Linked DNA regions of Homo sapiens: region 2 is linked to region 1. Evidence: chromatin loops called from intact Hi-C (ENCODE). Cell type or tissue: OCI-LY7. All regions are shown on one strand. Each heading gives the region's core, and the rest is flanking DNA. Links, peaks and the distances in the headings are about the cores only.

Region 1 (8,594 bases), core at 3,354-5,853:
TCACCTTGACATGGGAAGAGGTAGCTGGAAGGTATAGATGTAATAAGACGGATCATGAGCTGGTAATTAACAAAGCATGGTAATGGGTACATGGGATTTGGTTTATTATACTATTGTCTCTACTGTGTTTGAAACCTTCCATAATAAGAGGTTATATTTTAAAAGTCACTCACCCAGCAGGAACTTTAAAGGAGCAGTTCTAGCAACTGTAGGTTGAGCACAGAGTTCTCCCATGGTGTTCCACAACCTACATCTAAACCTCTGCTTGCCATCTCTCTGACACCTCTAACTCAACAGATCCAAGAGTAAGTCTCTCTCCTCCCCATCAGTGTTGTTTCTTCTCTGCATTCCCTGTCCCTGTGAGAACCAGATACCTGGGAGTTATCCTTATGTCATTCACCTGCACTGGAGGCATCTAGGTTCTGCCCAGGGGCAGCCATTCTTCTCAGGTGAACTTTTTATTTGTTCTTTCTTTCTTTTATTCTCCATGATCTCAGCTCACCACCACCTCCGCCTCCCAGGTTCAAGCAATTCTCCTGCCTCAGCCTCCCGAGTAGCTGGGATTACAGGCACACACGACCACACCTGGCTAATTTTTATATTTTTAATAGAGGTGGGGTTTCGCCATGTTGTCCAGGCTGGTCTCGAACTCCTGGCCTCAGGTGTTCTGCCTGCCTCAGCCTACCAAAGTGCTGGGATTACAGCCGTGAACCACCGCACCCAGCCTCAGGTAAACTTTTTCTTTGACAGCTTCTTGCCTTCCCTGCATCCATCTCACACTCCTCAGTACTTTACCTGAAAACCACTGCAAGGATAGTCATTCTAAAAGAAACACCTCTGCTGGCTTAAAGGCTTCCAATGGCTCCTCGCCAGCTAGAGGACAAAAGCCCAACTCTTCAGCAAAGTAAGATCTGTTGATCTGATCTCTTTGTGTTTATAAGGTAATGAGATTTCCCTGATATCATCTTGGTGAATTCCGTTCTCACAAAGGACATGAAATCCATTTTAGAACTAATTAAGGATCTGACTAGTAAGTGGCACAGCCAGGAGGCATGTGACATCCACAGTGACAGTAGGAGATCACTTGAGGCAAGGTGGCCAGGCAGCCCCTACCAAAAAGCCCGCGTCACTAGCCAGCATCCTCTCAATTCTGTATTTATGCCAAGGTCTACTTGGCTGCCCTCTCAGGAAAGGGAGCCCAAGGTTCACATATTCATGGCAGCTGCCTGACTACATGGGCAAAATGTGGCCACAAAACAGAATTTTTCTGTGTGAGACTAAATAACCTAGTTAAAGCTCAAACTCAAATGCAATAAACTGGCCTTCTCCTTAATATCAGAGTGACAGCATCTAAGCAAAAGAATCAAAAGAGATATTAACCATAAAAAGAGGAGAGATTGAGCCAGGTGTGGTGACATGTGCCTTTATTTATTTGTTTGTTTGAGACAAGAGTCTCTTTCTGTCGTCCAGGCTGGAGTGCAGTGGCACGATCTCAGCTCACCGCGACCTCCACCTCTCGAGTTCAAGTAATTCTCCTGTCTCAGCCTCCCAAGTAGCTGGGACTACAGGTGCACGCCACCATGCCCAGCTAATCCTTGTATTTTTAGTAGAGAAGGGGTTTCACCATGTTGGCCAGGCTGGTCTCAAACTCCTGACCTCAAGCGATCCACCCGCCCTCAGCCTCCCAAAGTGCTGGGATTACAGGCGTGAGCCACTGCGCCCGGCCGACATGTACCTTTAGTGCCAGCTACTTGGGAGGCTGAGGTGAGAGGACTGCTTGAGCACAAGAGCTCGAGACCAGCCTGGGTAACATAACAAGACCCTGTCTCAAAAATTTTTTTAAAAAAGAAAAATTAAGCCACGAAAAATGATATACTCTGTGGTGGAAATAACAAATAGGGACATGAATCACCTTTATTAAAGGTACTCAAGGCCAGGCATGGTGACTCACACCTGTAATCCCAGCACTCTGGAAGGCCGAGGTGGGCAGATCACCTGAGGTCGGGAGTTGGAGACCAGCCTGGCCAACATGGCGAAACCCTAGCTGTACTAAAAATACAAAAACATTGGCCAGGCATGGTGGCGGGTGCCTGTAATCCCAGCTACTCAGGAGGCTGATGCAGGAGAATTGCTTGAACCCAGGAGGCAGAGGTTGTAGTGAGACGAGATCGCACCACTGCACTCCAGCCTGGGCGACAGAGTGAGACTCCGTCTCAAAAAAAAAAAAAGAGGTACTCAAACTAGGCTAGTAAAATACAAGTGGGGAGTGTTGTTTGGAGAATATGTCAGGCACTGACAGCAGAGCCCAAGCAAGGCGTTGTGTTCTAGCACCACTGATTATGTTCTTTCTTCCTTCCACATGCCTCTAAGTCACTCAGCCCCAAACTACAGGTTTTGTTTGCAGAGAAACGAAAAATGTCTTCCTGGTCTCAAAGCACTGATACCTAGTATCAGTGGGGGACAGAACAAAGAGAAATCTAGGATTGGTGATGGTAATCAATTCAATGACAACATAAACAATTGGTATCTCACCAGGTTATACATTCAACAAATATTTGTTGAGCAGCTTACCATATGCTAGGCTCTGGGAACATAAGAGTCAACAACAGGGACAAAAATCCTGCCCTCCCTTCATAGGGCTTACATTCTAGCAGGGGGAAAGATGTTTAAAAATAAGATAAATGCGTTAAATAGTATGTTGTAAGTGGTAAGGAGGAAAGGAGCTCAGGCAGTGTCGTGGGATGTGCTGAGGTAGGACAGTGGTACACTATCAGAGAACAAGGAAAGAAGTTCCACTGAAAAAGGCACTAAACTCGTGGTGACACATGCCTGTCATCCCAGCTACTTAGGAGGCTAAGGCAGGAGGATCACTTGAGCCCAGGAGTTCGAGACCGGCGTGGGCAACAAAGTGGAACTCTGTCTCTGTAAAAAAAAATACAAAAATTAGCCTGCTGCGGTGGTGCGCACCTGTGGTCCCAGCTACTCAGGAGGCTGAAGTGGGAGGATTGCTTGAACCCAGGAGGTCAAGGCTGCAGTGAGCTGAGATCACACCACTGCACTCCAGCATGGGTGACAGAGTGAGACTCTGTTCTCAAAAATAAAAATAAGTTCAGAAAAAAAAATTTAAAGGTACTAAGCTATCATAATACATAATACAACAGGCAGCTGCTCATCTTCTTTTCATTACATTTTCTGCCAGCAGTTACTTTTTTTGATGTTTTTAAAAACAAATGCCTACACCCATTACCTAAACTAACAAAAAAAGTTCAAAAAATGTTACCTAAAATAACAACAACAACAAAAAAAAACCCTACTGTATGTATAAGACTGTGTAAAGCACTAAAGGGGATATGCCAGAAACAGCATACAACAATTGCTATCCTCTGAGAGTTCATAGCTAACTGAAGGTGAATTCTACAAAAGCAAAAAAGCATCGTAAGGAAATTCCAGCAGCCATTCTTTTAGTTTATACTATAGCAGTGGGGTTCTCAAGGTTCTCCGGGGAACCATTAGGCAATGTGAGAAGGGAGGGCACCTCAACATCTAGGTGGGTGTTGATGGCACTCTAGAGCAACAGTGCCAACTGCGTTATTACATACGCTGATTTTAAATACAGCATGGCACATTCAGGCAGAAATGGCTCAACTGATGAGTGTATTTGTCTCCAGAGAAGACAATGGAATACATTTATCTCCAGGGAGAAAGGGAGGCCGGTTTTTCAGTTTGCCTTCTAACTTTTGAATTTTGTACTATCATATGTATTATCTTGTCCAACAACTACTTATAAAAGGAGTGACTTTTAGGACTGTATTGTAAGAATACATTCAGGACTGAATATAAAGACCTGGAAGCTAGCTGTGCACAAATGATCTCTAAAGCCACACATCAGAGAGCCAAAGTTATGTGAGCAAGGACTGCCCCTTAGGCACTTCCACATTTAGGTAAACAGAGTGAAAGCAGGGACAAGTGGGAAGACAGAAGGACTGCCATGTGACAAGAAGAACCGCATTCAGAAATACAACTAAATGCATCATGGAATGTACCTGGAATAGGGAAGTGGACAGTGAGGGCCCCCATAGATTTAGAGGTAAGAGAATGAAGGTTCCCTCAGTGTTAGCCAGCAAAATTGTCATATGTTGGATGTAACTGGCAAATTGAGGGAGTAAACCAGATGAGCTGTTTGTATGCCCTTAAGAGCCTGGGAATCCCCAAACTGCAATGTGACTCACCTGGAATGCACCTGAGATTCGTTTAGGGAAAACCCAGTCCATTCTGTGGAATCTAGTTTGAAAAAAATACTGTGGGAAAAAAAAGAGAGAGAGAGAGAGAAGAAAGGCTGACTCCAAAAGTCAGATGATGAGATCATGCATGTAACCACTGATAAAGGAAAGGATACAGTGGCTGTTAGTGGGGAGAGGTGGAGTCAAGGCTATTCCAGCAAGGAGATGGACCCATCAGGCTTTTCCAGTCTATTTATGAGCATACCATAACCAATTGCCTCTGTTCTTCCTCTGTCCTTTCTAAGCAACTTTCTGATGACAACCTGGGGTCCCCTGCTACTTGCCTACTCAGAAAAAAAATGCTCTGCTCAGCCTGAACATACATTCTGCTCTGCAACAGCCAAATCTCTTATCATAAATTAATCGATTGGCACTCTGGTTTAGCCTCAGGCTCTCTGAGCCTGATTAACGTGAGCCTGACCCCAAGAGACAGTCACCCAGGCTGCTGACGATTTCAGCTTTTGAGCCAGCAATGGCATTGTCTAGAGTCTGGGCAAATGGAGAAGGCCCCCTGTTGGGGCCTCTTGCAGCCTGCCAGCAACACCTGTGCCACAGGCCTTACCATCAAACTGCAATAGCATCTGTTTTCCCAGGTCTATTTCATAGCTCACTCCTGTTATGACAGCCATGGCTCTGTCCTCCACATTTGTTTTAAGGGTGAGCCACTATTTTCTCTTAATCCAATCACTTCATATGGGGTAAAAGTCACTGTTAAAAGCCAACAGAAAACCGCGTGGCATAAAGCAATCACAAAGATCACAAACATACAGATTCTTCATCATTGAATTGACTGTCCTACTCTGACATAGTTGACTGAGCACGACACACAGAAAAGAGAGAATCCCTTGTGGCTTAGTGTAAAGAGAGGAAGTAGGCTGTATTTCCTCCTTCCCTGGTCCCATTCCTTCCCTTCTACCTCGGAGGCAACTGTCATTCATTTTAGTCTGTATCCAGTCCAGGTTTACTAAATATACATGTCCGCAGATACATAATAAATATTCTTTTGCTCATTTTAACTTACATAAATAGTATCATATAGAATTAGGAAGCAGGTGTAGCTGCTGGAACAAAGACCAAAATAATGGTGGCTTAGACAAGTTTCTCTTTCCTTCACAGAAGAGTCAGTGCATAAGTATTCCTGGGATGAAGTGGTGGCTCCCTACTCCTCCCTCACTACCCCTCCCTAATCTTCCTGCTCTACCACCAAGAGGGTGTTGCCCTCACCATCAGGCCCACGTGTCAGGCAAAGGGAAACGAGAAAACAACCAGGGAAGGCACTCCCTTTAACGGCACAGCCTCTAAATTACACACACACACACACACACACACACACACACACACACACTTCCACTGATATCCTATTGGCCAAGTACTTGGTCATATGATCATATTTGGCTGCAAGAGAGGCAAGAAAATAAAGTCTTCTTTCTGGGAGGTCATTGAACCTTCTAAAAGTCTATTATGAGGAAAAAAATGGAAAGCAGATACTGGGGGACAAGCAGCATTTTCTGTTGTATTAACTGAATGAATTTTGCTGCATCTCCCTTTTTTAACTCCATATTATGTTTTTTGCAGGTTACTGTGTTAGTCTATTTGCATTTCTATAAACAAATACCTGAGACTGGGTAATTTATAAAGAAAAGAGGTTTATTTGGCTCATGGTTCTGCAGGCTGTACAGGAAGCACAGTGTCCACATCTGTCTCTGAGGCGGGCCTCAGGCTGCTTATAACCATGGTGGAAGGCGAAGGGGAGCCAGCATGTCACATGAAGAGAGGGAGCAAGTGAGAGAGTGGGGAGATGCCAGGTTCTTTAAACAACCAGATCCCACCTGAACTAACAGATCAAGAACTCACTCATTAGTGGCAGGGATGGCACCAAGCCATTTATGAGGGATCCACCCCCATTAATCAAAACACCTCCAACCAGGCCCACCTCCAACATGAGAGGTCACATTTCAACATGAGATTTGGAGGGGACAAATAATATCCAAACCATATCAGTTACTCACGTTGAAACATAAATTCATTCATGTTCACTGCTGTTCAGTTATACATTGTGCACTGAGTCTTGTATAAGGGCTCAGTGACAGATTTGCTTTAGAATTTAAGATAAAAATTCTAAATGCAGTGTATTAATATGCCACAGTTTATTAAACCATGTCCCTACTGCTAGACACCTGGGTCTTTTAAATTCACTACATTTACAAAATGTTTGAGTCACATCTGGGGAAATGTTAAATTAGTCAAATGCCAAATTAGGTATACTCAGGCTATTTTGTAAAGCCTTTAAGATGCTCTACACAGCAAGCCACTTAAAATAGAAAACGACAGTACTGAACTATAGCATACAAGGAGGAAGTAAATTTATGGTCCTCCTAGACTTTTTGTTATTGTAATCAAGCATTACATGGTGCTCTGAGTTTCTTGATAACTGAAACAAAAAGGAAGCATTGTGTGCTATTTAATTCTCATAATCTGATAAGAGGGAATAACCAGTTAAGAGAAATAAATGTTTGCTTAATCCTAAATTCTCAAAGCTGTCAGATGGCCCCTTATCCATGGGTCAATTAGCAAAAAAGGATAACATCTTTAACAACCAGTTATATAGAAAATGCACAAGGCAGGCTGGGCATGGTGGCTCATGCCTGTAATCCCAGCACTTTGGGAGCCTGAGGCGGGTGGATCATCTGAGCTCAGGAGTTCAAGACCAGCCTGGCCAACATGGTGAAACCCTGTCTCTACTAAAAATACAAAAAACTAGCTGGGCATGGTGGCGGGCGCCTGTAATCCCAGCTACTTGGGAGGCTGAGCCAGAAGAATCGCTTGAACCCGGGAGGTGGAGGTTGCAGTGGGCTGAGATCACACCATTGCACTCCAGCCTGGGCAACAAGAGTACAACTCCATCTCAAAAAAAATTAAAAAAAAAAGACAAAAGAAAAGAAAAGAAAATGCACAAGGCTTCTCCAGGAGAAATATTCTTGGGTGACCTTTAGCAAGCAGAGGACTTAACATTGAAAGTTTTTTCTGCGGAGGGTCAAGTTAGTGCCCTAGGTTCATGTCAACATGCAGGTCCTACCCAGAAGAGAATATCCATGAGGACTGGACCACTCCAGGAAAGCTGATCTCCTCCAGAACCCGGTGACTTCCCTGTGGTTCGGTACTTTCAGAGACCACACTATTAGTGACTCTAGTATTATTAGGGGATTTTCCTCTCCCTTCTTAATTAACTCAAGGTTTCAAAACGTTTTGGAGAAGTGAAAAGATACTAGTTATTTCTGTGGGTTTTTTTTTTTCGTGACTGTAAAACACCCAAATATAGTATCTTCCTTTTCATTTTTACTCACAGTTGGTAGTTATTTTTCCTAAACCACAGTTACAATACTCTACCTCAATATACTATACTCAATGTTTTCTGCTTCTTCCTACTACTCTAAGTAATGTGCCCCAAACAGAAAAAGTACATTTTAGTATGCTAATAGTTTCAAATCAGTCAGTGTAGTCTAAGAACTACTTACTGGGCACCCACTTTGTATTAGGGGTTTTACTTACAATATTATCTCTTAATTTTCACCACAACTTTATGAGGTAGGGATTATTAACACCACTTTACAGTTAAAAAAAAAAACTGGATCTTCAAGAGTAAGTAACTGCCCTAAGACCACATAGCTGGTAAACTGTAGAAGTAGGATTCCAACTTGCATACTTCCAATTCCAAAGCCAGAGTTCTTTCTGCTATTTCCTGATGTCTCCCAGATGACAAGTAAATTATGGATATTTGGCTCAGCTTTGTAAATAATATACATGCCTACTACGTTGAAGCCCCAAACCTCCCCTCAACACAGGATGCTCTATATAATCTGGCCATAATGAAGCCCCTCCCCAAATTTTATTTCCTACTGGACTCTACAAGGACCTCATCTCCACCCCAATCTAATTTGGCAGGTTTCACTATTGCCTCCATACTTATGGACAACACATATATTTTTTGAGATCCCCGACAAATATTTTTTGAGATCCCCGACAAATATTTTTTGAGATCCTACTATGTCCCAGGCACTGTTCTAGTGTTTGGAGATATATGTCAGTGAACGAAACAAATACAAATTCCTGCTTTTCTGGACTTCGTTATATTTCTAATAAGGGAAGAAACATAAGAAACAAAATAAGTAGATTACATGGTATGTTAGAATACGGTAGGTGCTATGGCTAAAAATAAGGCAGGGAAAGGGTTAAGGAGTGTAGTGTGGAGTAGAGGATTGTGAGTTTAGAAAGAACCAATAGAAATCCTGGAAAAGAAAAACATGACCTTAGCAT
Region 2 (8,594 bases), core at 2,331-4,830, 250 kb after region 1:
ATAACCCTAAATTCATCTATGTTACTCATCAAAGTTTTGATCAAGATAGGGCCAAGGGCATAGCTCTGTGTCCCACCAGAAGACTCCTACCTTCAGGATTACCTGCCTGCAGCCTGCATTTTTTTTAATCTATCAGCAGGAAAATCCTGTCAGCTGCCTCCACGTATTACTGTACCTATAAACAATTTTCTCAATAAATGAGTGACTGGAACAGAAAAGAGCCTAAAGTAAGTTGGGTGTGTCATGTTCTTAGAGAGCCTATGCTGGCTGCTAGTGACTGTTTTCTTTTTCAAGTGCTTATCCAGCCAATGCTTTATTAATGTGGTTTAGAATCTAGTTTGAAGTGATATTCAAGCTTTTTATTTGCAATAATTATATCTACCCCCATTGAAAATAAGGGAGATTTTTGTCTCTCTGTAGCCTATTGGGAGATCTGGTTTGAGTTTCCACAAATAAAGTAGTTTTTAGGATAATGACCAGCCAGGATGCTTGTGCTCTACTTCCCAGCCAGGGCATCTTTTCTCCCTGAACAATAACCAACCCTTTTTATAATTTAAGGAACTGTAAGGACTCCCTAGGCCAGTAGCTTGGGACATCACAAGTTAGGCTTCCTGGTAGTCTTTCTCTTGTTCTTTAGGACCAACCACGTGCCTAATTCCAGTTACTATTTTTCTATAAGGATTCTTAGTTATACATCTCAGAGTCCTGACTTAAATTAGCCTAAGTAACAGAAAGAGGGTTTACTGGTAAATGAAGTCCACAGGCTGCTGACTTTAGGAATGGCAACATCCAGGCTGTTATTGCAGCCCCAAATCTCCTTTTCTCACCTGTGTGTTCCTGTGATTTAGTTTCACTCTCAGGCAGACTGTATCTGTAGCAATGCAGTGCCTCTTTCCCAATACCTCTGTCAAAACACTTGGCTGACTTGTCGACCTAGCTTAGGCCATGTGCCTTAGACACAGGAGGTGTGTAGTGTTGGGGAAGGGGAGTGAGCCCTGATTCATTCTTCATTCATATGTTTGATGAGTGCCCAGTATGTACCAGGCACCGTGTTAGGCTCTGTGGTTATCACAGTGAACAACACAGGCATAGTCTCTGCCCTCTTGAAGTGTCAATGTGTAAGGAAATGGACTTTAATGTGCCCACAGTGATAAAGGAGAAGTTACTTGGTGCTGGGAAGCAAATGACATGGGTCCCTACCTACTCTGGGGTAGGGGACAGAAGGCTATCCTGAGGAAATGTTGTTTGGATTGAAATCTGACATGACTAGGAGATAGCCATGTGAAGTAGGATAGGGTGATGATGAGCAGTCCAGAGTAGGGGGTAGGATAGTATTGGAGGTAGAAAGGAACATACTCCAGGCACTGAAAAGAATACCGGATGTTGGGACCACAGAGACTGAAGGGGCAGAGTATCACAGGTAGGACTGGAAAATTAGGTTGGCACCACCTCTGACAGAGCTGCATGCTTTGCAGGAGATTTAGAAGCCATACAAAGTTTAAAGCAGGGAATCAAAGTGATTAATAGCCCTGGTCCATATGGGTAACTCACTTTCTGAGATACAGCTTAGTCTCATTAATTTACCAAGCTCACTTACCTGGTTAGCATTTAAATCTATGGACACCACAATATCTATCATGTTCAAACTGGGCTCAGGCATTGCCTCTCCCAAGAAGCAGTCCTCATTGCCCCTTCTTTCAAGCCACTGGAAAAGGATGGGTGTTCCTCTATTCCTGTTCCCTTAGTCCCCTGCTCAGAGTACTGTCACAGTTTTGTTTACCCCATCCAGGTCTGGGCAGAATGTGTAGGTGCCCAGCCAAGCTAATGATTGGCATCTGTGCAACAAAAAAAAAAAAAATGTTATCATAGCAGACCTGACTTTGAAAAGGCCTGCTTACAAGGTTGACTCTGGGCTGGCGAATAAGAACTTTATTTTGGGGATGGTTCTTGACCTTCCCAGAACGGATAAGGGTGGCTCATTGTGCCGGAATTGTTTATACAAGTAATATGGTTTATGCTGAATACCTGCTTTATTTCTTGAAGTCTAAAATTTTGGTCTGTACCAGTCAGAGGGTGCCTATGTGACCAGTCACCAATAAAAACCCTGGGGCAGAGTCTCTAGTGGGCTTCCCTAGTAGACAACATTTCACATGTATCATCACAACTTGTTGCTAGGGAAATTGTGTTCTGTGTATGCACTAGGAGAGGACTCTTAGAAGCTTGTGCCTTGTCTCCCCTGCACTGCATCCCATGAGCCTTTTCCCTTTGCTAATTTTGCTTTGTATCCTTACAGTGTAATAAATCATAGCCATGAGTATGATTATATGCCGAATCCTGTGAGTCTTCCTTGTGAATCACTGAACCTAGGGGTGATCTTGGGAACCCCTTACACAGCACCCTTGCAAAAACCATTATTTGTTCAATGCATATTTAAAGGAGAGAGTGAGCCTGGTAAGGAACCAGGTCAGAGAGAGAGGTTCTCTGATGGTGGCAGTGACTCTCCTGTTGAGCAGTCAGATTTCACCCTAAACTCGCACTCTCCACTCTACTAAACCGCAGTTCTGCAGGGGCCTAAAAGGGAGTCTGTGAGCACTGGGAAGCAACAGAAGGGTTTTACATCAAGTATCATAATCAGGTTTGCATTTTGGAAAGAATAAATGCCCCAGAAGCAGGAAAATTTGTGAGGGGAGTTTGCTTTATCAAATTAAAACTTACTACAAAGCCATTATAATAAAAATAATATGATAATGGACTAGAAATTGGTGTTATCCACATTTTCCAAATTCCAGCCTAAGTTCCTTCATCAGATCTTTATTGAGTTCTTTGATGGGCCCTGTGAGAGTGAACATGTGAGACTTAGTTCCTCCTTGGCTGTACTTCTGAGACAGATCATGCAAAAACAAGCATCATTTATACTGTCTACAACGGAACGCTCTGAACTTGTTTTTAGGTGGTTGTGATGCTATCAGTTGTCAAAGTAGTTATGTGGGGTTCTGAATTCAGAACTTGATAAAAACAGTAAATGAACAAAGGACTTTTTACCAGTCTCCTGTGAATTGCTGATATTTCAAATCGTTGCATATTAATAGCTTAGGGGTAGTTTTAATTTTTATAGTTTTTCAGCTGGTAAAAATGAAATATTTCTGTTTCCACAGTCTGCCACCATTGTTTTGTCTTCCTTTGTGTGTCAGGAGTGGTGTTTCCTAAGGGAAAACTTAATTAGACTGTGCAATAATTTTCTTTGGGAAATAGAGAAAGCTGGTTATGTAAAATACACTGGACGAAAGATCTTATAAAAAACCTTTGAAGGAGGGAAACATCCTGTACTGAGGGAACTGAGGTGGGATGATGGAGTTTTGGTGTCCCTGTTTTGCATTTCTAACAGTAAGCTTGAAAGCACAGGATCTTCTGACCATTGAAGCTGAAATTATGTATGCAGTGTTTCTCATGAAATAACATTTACCATAAAAAAGACTGCGTTTATACTTGGGTAATTCTAAAAATTTCTAGGCAGAAAATTCTAAAACCGTTAATGCAAAAAATTCACAAGCTCAAGACCCACACGAGCACACAAAAGCATTACATTGATTACATGTTTGTATATTGGCCAATCCCTGAAATGGTGTCTCAGAAGGATTAAAATTGAGCCTCTGTTCTGAGCATGTGGCTTCGGCTGTGGCCTGGGAGAGTGCCAGTTATTCGAAGCACCTGCGCCTCCTCACAGGGTCTTGTTGTGGCTGCCCAGGAAGATGGAGGAAAACTGCCTCACCACTCTAGTCACATATGCAGGGGTAGGAATCCTGCCTCTTAGGCTTCTCCTGCTCTGACTGACAAGAGACCCAGAGATGATAGTCTAGCCATCTGGTTGCAACTCTGGGGCAGAAAAAGCAGAAACTAGAATAAAATCAAATATATCCTCCCCCCACTGACACCAAGCACACACTGATAGTAATAATCAGAATACTTTTTTGTCAACAACCTCCTCTTGTGTTAAACAACATTCTGGAATCCTGGTTCGCCGTGTACAAATGGCACATGAAAAGAGGGTGCTCAGATCTGATCTAGAAATTTGAGATGTAGGTAGAGAGACCTAATACTCCACTGGGGACCCACAGGCTAATTACCTTAAGTCTGGTAAGTGGAATACAACTCCTAAAGGAAACTAGGTGTTTTGAATTGAGAAAAAAAAATGTATTTATAAGCGAGGCTTTATGTATTTCTTAATATATGTCCTTAAAAGTTCATAGGAATTAAACTTCTCTAGAATATGTGAGGGCTTTGGAGACTAAGAGAAGCAAAGGAAGGAAGCTTTTATTTTTTGCTTATTTTTGTTCATGAGCCAAATCCTGCAGTATTAGATTGAACCCTATGAAATTGCTGATATGCAAACATTTTGACTTGCAACAATGGCAGTTTCATATGGTTCAACCTAATATAAACTAATTTTTTTTTTTTTTTTTGGAGAAAGAGTCTTGCCCTGTCTCCCAGGCTGAAGTGCACTGGCTCAGTCTCCGCTCACTGCAACCTCTGCCTCCCAGGTTCAAACGATTCTCCTGCCTAAGCCTCCCAAGTAGCTGGGATTATGCGTGCCTGCCGCCACGCCCAGCTAATTTTTGTATTGTTAGTAGAGACGGGGTTTCACCATGTTGGCCAGGCTGGTCTCGAACTCCTGACCTTGTGGTCCACCCGCCTCGGCCTCCCAAAGTGCTGGGATTATAGGGGTGCTCTGATGTGTTACTCTGACATTCCAGTTAAATAGTTAACCACTGGTTGCAGGTGCCACGCTTATCTCTGGACAGGGGAGGTACCTTATGGCTGCCTTGGCATCAGACAGGATTAGAAACTTCCAGATAGAGTGACATTTGCTACTCGTATGGCTGCTGTTATGTACTTCTTTTGGGTCAAGTGCTTGACCCATCTGTGATCTTGGCATTAGCTACAGTGCCTTCCTCTGTGGATCCCAGCAGTAATGCCTACTTTGGAAAATTAGTACCCAAAGTGATTTAGTGTAGTACGACTGAGGTTTGTGATGAAATTTCCACTCTACAGTTAATCATTAAAAGCTGTGTTTCAAATTCTGTCAGTTAACTATTGCTGTATAACGACCACTTCAAAAGTTAGTGGCTTAAAATAGTAATTACTTAGTTCATTCTATGGGTCAGTCATTTGGGCTGGGTTCAGCTGAGCAGTTCTGCTGTTCTCAGCTGGTCTCCCCTTATGCCTATGGTCAACTACAGGTCAGCAGGGAGCTCTGCTTTTGAAGTCCAACGGCTGTCAACTGGGGCAGTGGTAGGAGGTAGGAGCACAGAGCTATGCATCTCTCATCCTGCAGCAGGCTAGCCCAGACTTGTTCTCATGGTAGTTGGTCAGGTTTCTAAGAGTGAATAGAAGCAGCAAGGCCTCTTGAGGCCTAGGCTCTGAACTGGCACACCATCACCTCATACTGTACTCGATTGCCCTAAGCAAGCCACAAAGCCAGTCCAGATTCAAGGAGCATCCATAAGGAAAGGGCATGGATAAAGAATTGGGGCCATTTTTGCTATCTATCACACAGATACAAATTACTCTTTTTTAAGGCACCAGTCTACTCCTATAACACTTAAAAACACATGTGTTCTATGTGTTTGGAATTAAAGACTGACCAGAAGCAAATAGGAAAGTATTAAAATTGTTCACATGTCATGACCCTGATGATGGTCCTCTTGTGAAGCTAAATTGTTTTGAAGCTTGGATGCTCTGAGACCTGGATGTGTATCACATTTTAAATCAGTCATTAATCCTGGATCCTTGCAATAAAATGATGTGAAACCCATAAATGAAGGTTTAAAACACAGCTGCAAATTTTTTTATTCTCTTCTCCTCGGGAGGTAGGATCTGTGCCTCCTTCCACTTAAATCTGGGTGAGCTTGTGACTACTTCAATACAATAGAGTATGAGACTTCTGAGGCTAAATCATAAAAGGCAATCTGCCTTGTTCATTGGAACACTCATACTAGGACTCCTGAGCTGCCATGTAAGAAGTTTGACTATTGAGAAGCCACCTATGCCAGAGAGGCCTTAGATAGGCACTCTGGAGGTAGTCTCTGCTAAGCCCAGCCATCCCAGTCAAAGATGCCAGATGAGTGAAGACGTCTCCAGATGATCCAGCTGTTTGAATCTTCCCAACTGAGGTCCCATACATTGTGGAGTAGAAAAAAGTCATCACTGCTGTGCCTATCTGAATTCCTGACCCACAAAATTCATGAAGTGATAAAGTGGTGGTGGTTTTATGCCACTAAATTTTGCAGTTGTTTGTTGCACAACAGTCAGTAACTGGAACAGCATAAGTGAATGGTCATGGGTGTGTTCCAATAAAAGTTTATGGACACTGAAATATGAATTTCACATAATTTTTATATGTCACAAAATATTTTTTAAATTGTTTTCAACCATTTAAAAATGTAAAAACCATTCTTAGCCTCCAGGCCATACTAAAAATAAGCAGTATGCTAGATTTGGCCCATGGGCTGTAGTTTGCTGACCCCGATCTAAAAGGTTGTGTAATAGTCATAAAATTTAAACTTGAGGGCTTCTCGTCAAGATGGCTCTGATTTCATACTTTAAATTCATATCTCCTTTCTTTAAAAGTGATAATAAAGTAAAAAATTAGACATATCTGTGGTCAAGAAAGTATAAATCTCTGGACCAGAAACAGATCAGACAATAAGTGAGGATTATTAGTTACAGGCCTATAGTTATGGACATTCTGGACTCTTAGGTCCAGAAAAAGGTAGAGATGGCTGGGAATTGTATTTCTGTAGATAATGGGATTAAAACATTCAGTGAATGGAGGAAATGATCCCTGACTGTGAAGTCAGAGATTGCCCATGAACAGAGACAGTAAAAAGATGTTGCTTCTGTTCAGAGTGGCAGGCAGGAGAGCAGAGAGAGACTTAGGACCAGGGACAAATGTATTATTGGCTCACTGTCTAAATCTGGAAGATTTTCAAAGAGATAAAGGAAGAATAACATCCATTACAAAATTTTTAAAGTCCAGTCCATACCTGGTAGGAACTCATTCTCGGAGATTTGATAATATTAGTGGTTAAAAATACTTTAAGTTAGTGATGGTACTATACACAGGCCACTCTGAGAGCATACTGCTGTTGATTGTCAAAGTGTGGGTGAGTCATAGTAGGGGAGGCATCCTAGAAGAGATTTGCTGTGCCTTATAAGGATAAGGCTCCTGTTTGCTGAGCCTTATAAGAATTAGTTTATATGTTTTAAAAGTGAGGAAGCAAGAAGAGGGTCCTCCTGGGAGAAGGGATGGTATAAAGCCTAGAGGTAGGAACTGCAGAGGTTCAGCATTGTTTGAGCATAAAACTGGGGCAGAATGTGGTGAGGGATAAAGCTGCAGAAGTAGACATGGCTTGATTGTGGAGGGCTGTGTTGGCCTTGATGAGGACCTTAATAAAGATCCTAGGAGCAAAGGACAGCCATTGAAATCTCTTGACCGTGGAGGCACATGATCCAATTTGTGTTTTAGATAGGTCTCTGGCAGTTGGGTGGAGGGTAAATTTGGGGACAACAAGATTAGGACTTTTAAAGCCAGTTAGGAAACTGCTCTTGCATTCTAGGTTTGAGGAAATAGATAGGTCCTAAACTAAGAAAATGACAGCTGAGATGGGAAAGGAACATTGATTTGGAAGATTATTTTAGAGGTTAACTGACAGGGCTTAATAATTGATTGGATGTTCCAGGGTAAGATATAGGAAAGAGTTCAGAGATTTTTCTAGATTTTGTGATGGCATAGAGGAAGGTGCCAACTGAGACCAGTTAGAAGGTAGGAAGAACTAGTGGAAAACAGAACATAGTTTCCTCAGTGTTGATCGTCTTCCAGCTTGATGTATCTGGTTGTCAGGACTTTTTTCTTTTTGTTGATGTATCTTTCCTATTCTTTCTTCCTTCCTTCTTTGCTTTGCTTTTCCCTCCTACCTTCCTGTCTCTTTCGCCTTTCCTTTCTATCTCCAGCTCTGGACCAGAGGACCTTGTTTTGGGAGCCATAAGCATGTGGGTAGGGCACTTCAGGGAACCACCATCACCTACAAGATGGTTAGAGGAAGAAAAAAAGTGTTAGCAACACAGGGAACTTGAAAAAAGCTTCTGGAAGCCAAAGGAGTAGTTTCAAGAAGGCCAGAGTGATCAGCGTGTCAAATGCAGCATACAGATACTTAAAGATGAGGGTTGGGAAGTATGCACATTTTTCCAAGAATTCTGGTGAGATAGAAGCAATTAAGGAGAGATTGAGAGTAAGGAAGGAGTTACAGACTGTAAACTACTTTTTGAGGAGTTTGCAAGAGAAGGCAAAGAAAGAAAGAAAGTGGATATTAGCTAGAGAAAAATGAAGTAGGGTCAAGAGATGGTTTGGGAATAAAGGTAGAGAGGTTGGAACCTGTTAACAGAAAGAAATCCAGCATAAAGGCAGAATTTGGAAGTTAAAAGGCAGATTTTTTCTGTTCATAGAAAATCATCCATATGTTTAGAGCTGTCTAGACATTAGAATAAATTGCTTGTTAGATAGTGAGCTCCTGGTCACTGGAGTAGTCAAGCAGAGC

The links. Peaks named below come from ENCODE experiments on the same cell type or tissue, not always from the same donor. Only the 100,000 strongest peaks of a DNase experiment are listed, where the experiment ranks them.
Region 2: a loop joins it to region 1, with 5 times the contacts of the local background. A loop is called at or near these places in 1 of 110 quality-filtered maps.

The regions. Positions count from the first base shown.
Region 1 is chrX:46,706,315-46,714,908 of GRCh38, forward strand. All of the region lies in intron 1 of SLC9A7 (solute carrier family 9 member A7), which reads right to left. Among named protein-coding and RNA genes, the nearest start is that of SLC9A7, 49 kb to the right of the region's middle. RefSeq lists enhancers at 3,637-4,836, 7,831-7,930. In OCI-LY7, for the core only: CTCF peaks have their summits at 4,824 and 5,035; DNase peaks (open chromatin) are centred at 4,807 and 5,097; H3K4me3 peaks cover 1,757 bases; H3K27ac peaks cover 2,500 bases.
Region 2 is chrX:46,958,396-46,966,989 of GRCh38, forward strand. All of the region lies in intron 1 of JADE3 (jade family PHD finger 3), which reads left to right. Among named protein-coding and RNA genes, the nearest start is that of JADE3, 50 kb to the left of the region's middle. RefSeq lists an enhancer at 5,244-5,423. In OCI-LY7, for the core only: no CTCF peak of the experiment used is centred there; DNase peaks (open chromatin) are centred at 2,876, 3,376 and 3,696; H3K4me3 peaks cover 1,665 bases; H3K27ac peaks cover 2,080 bases.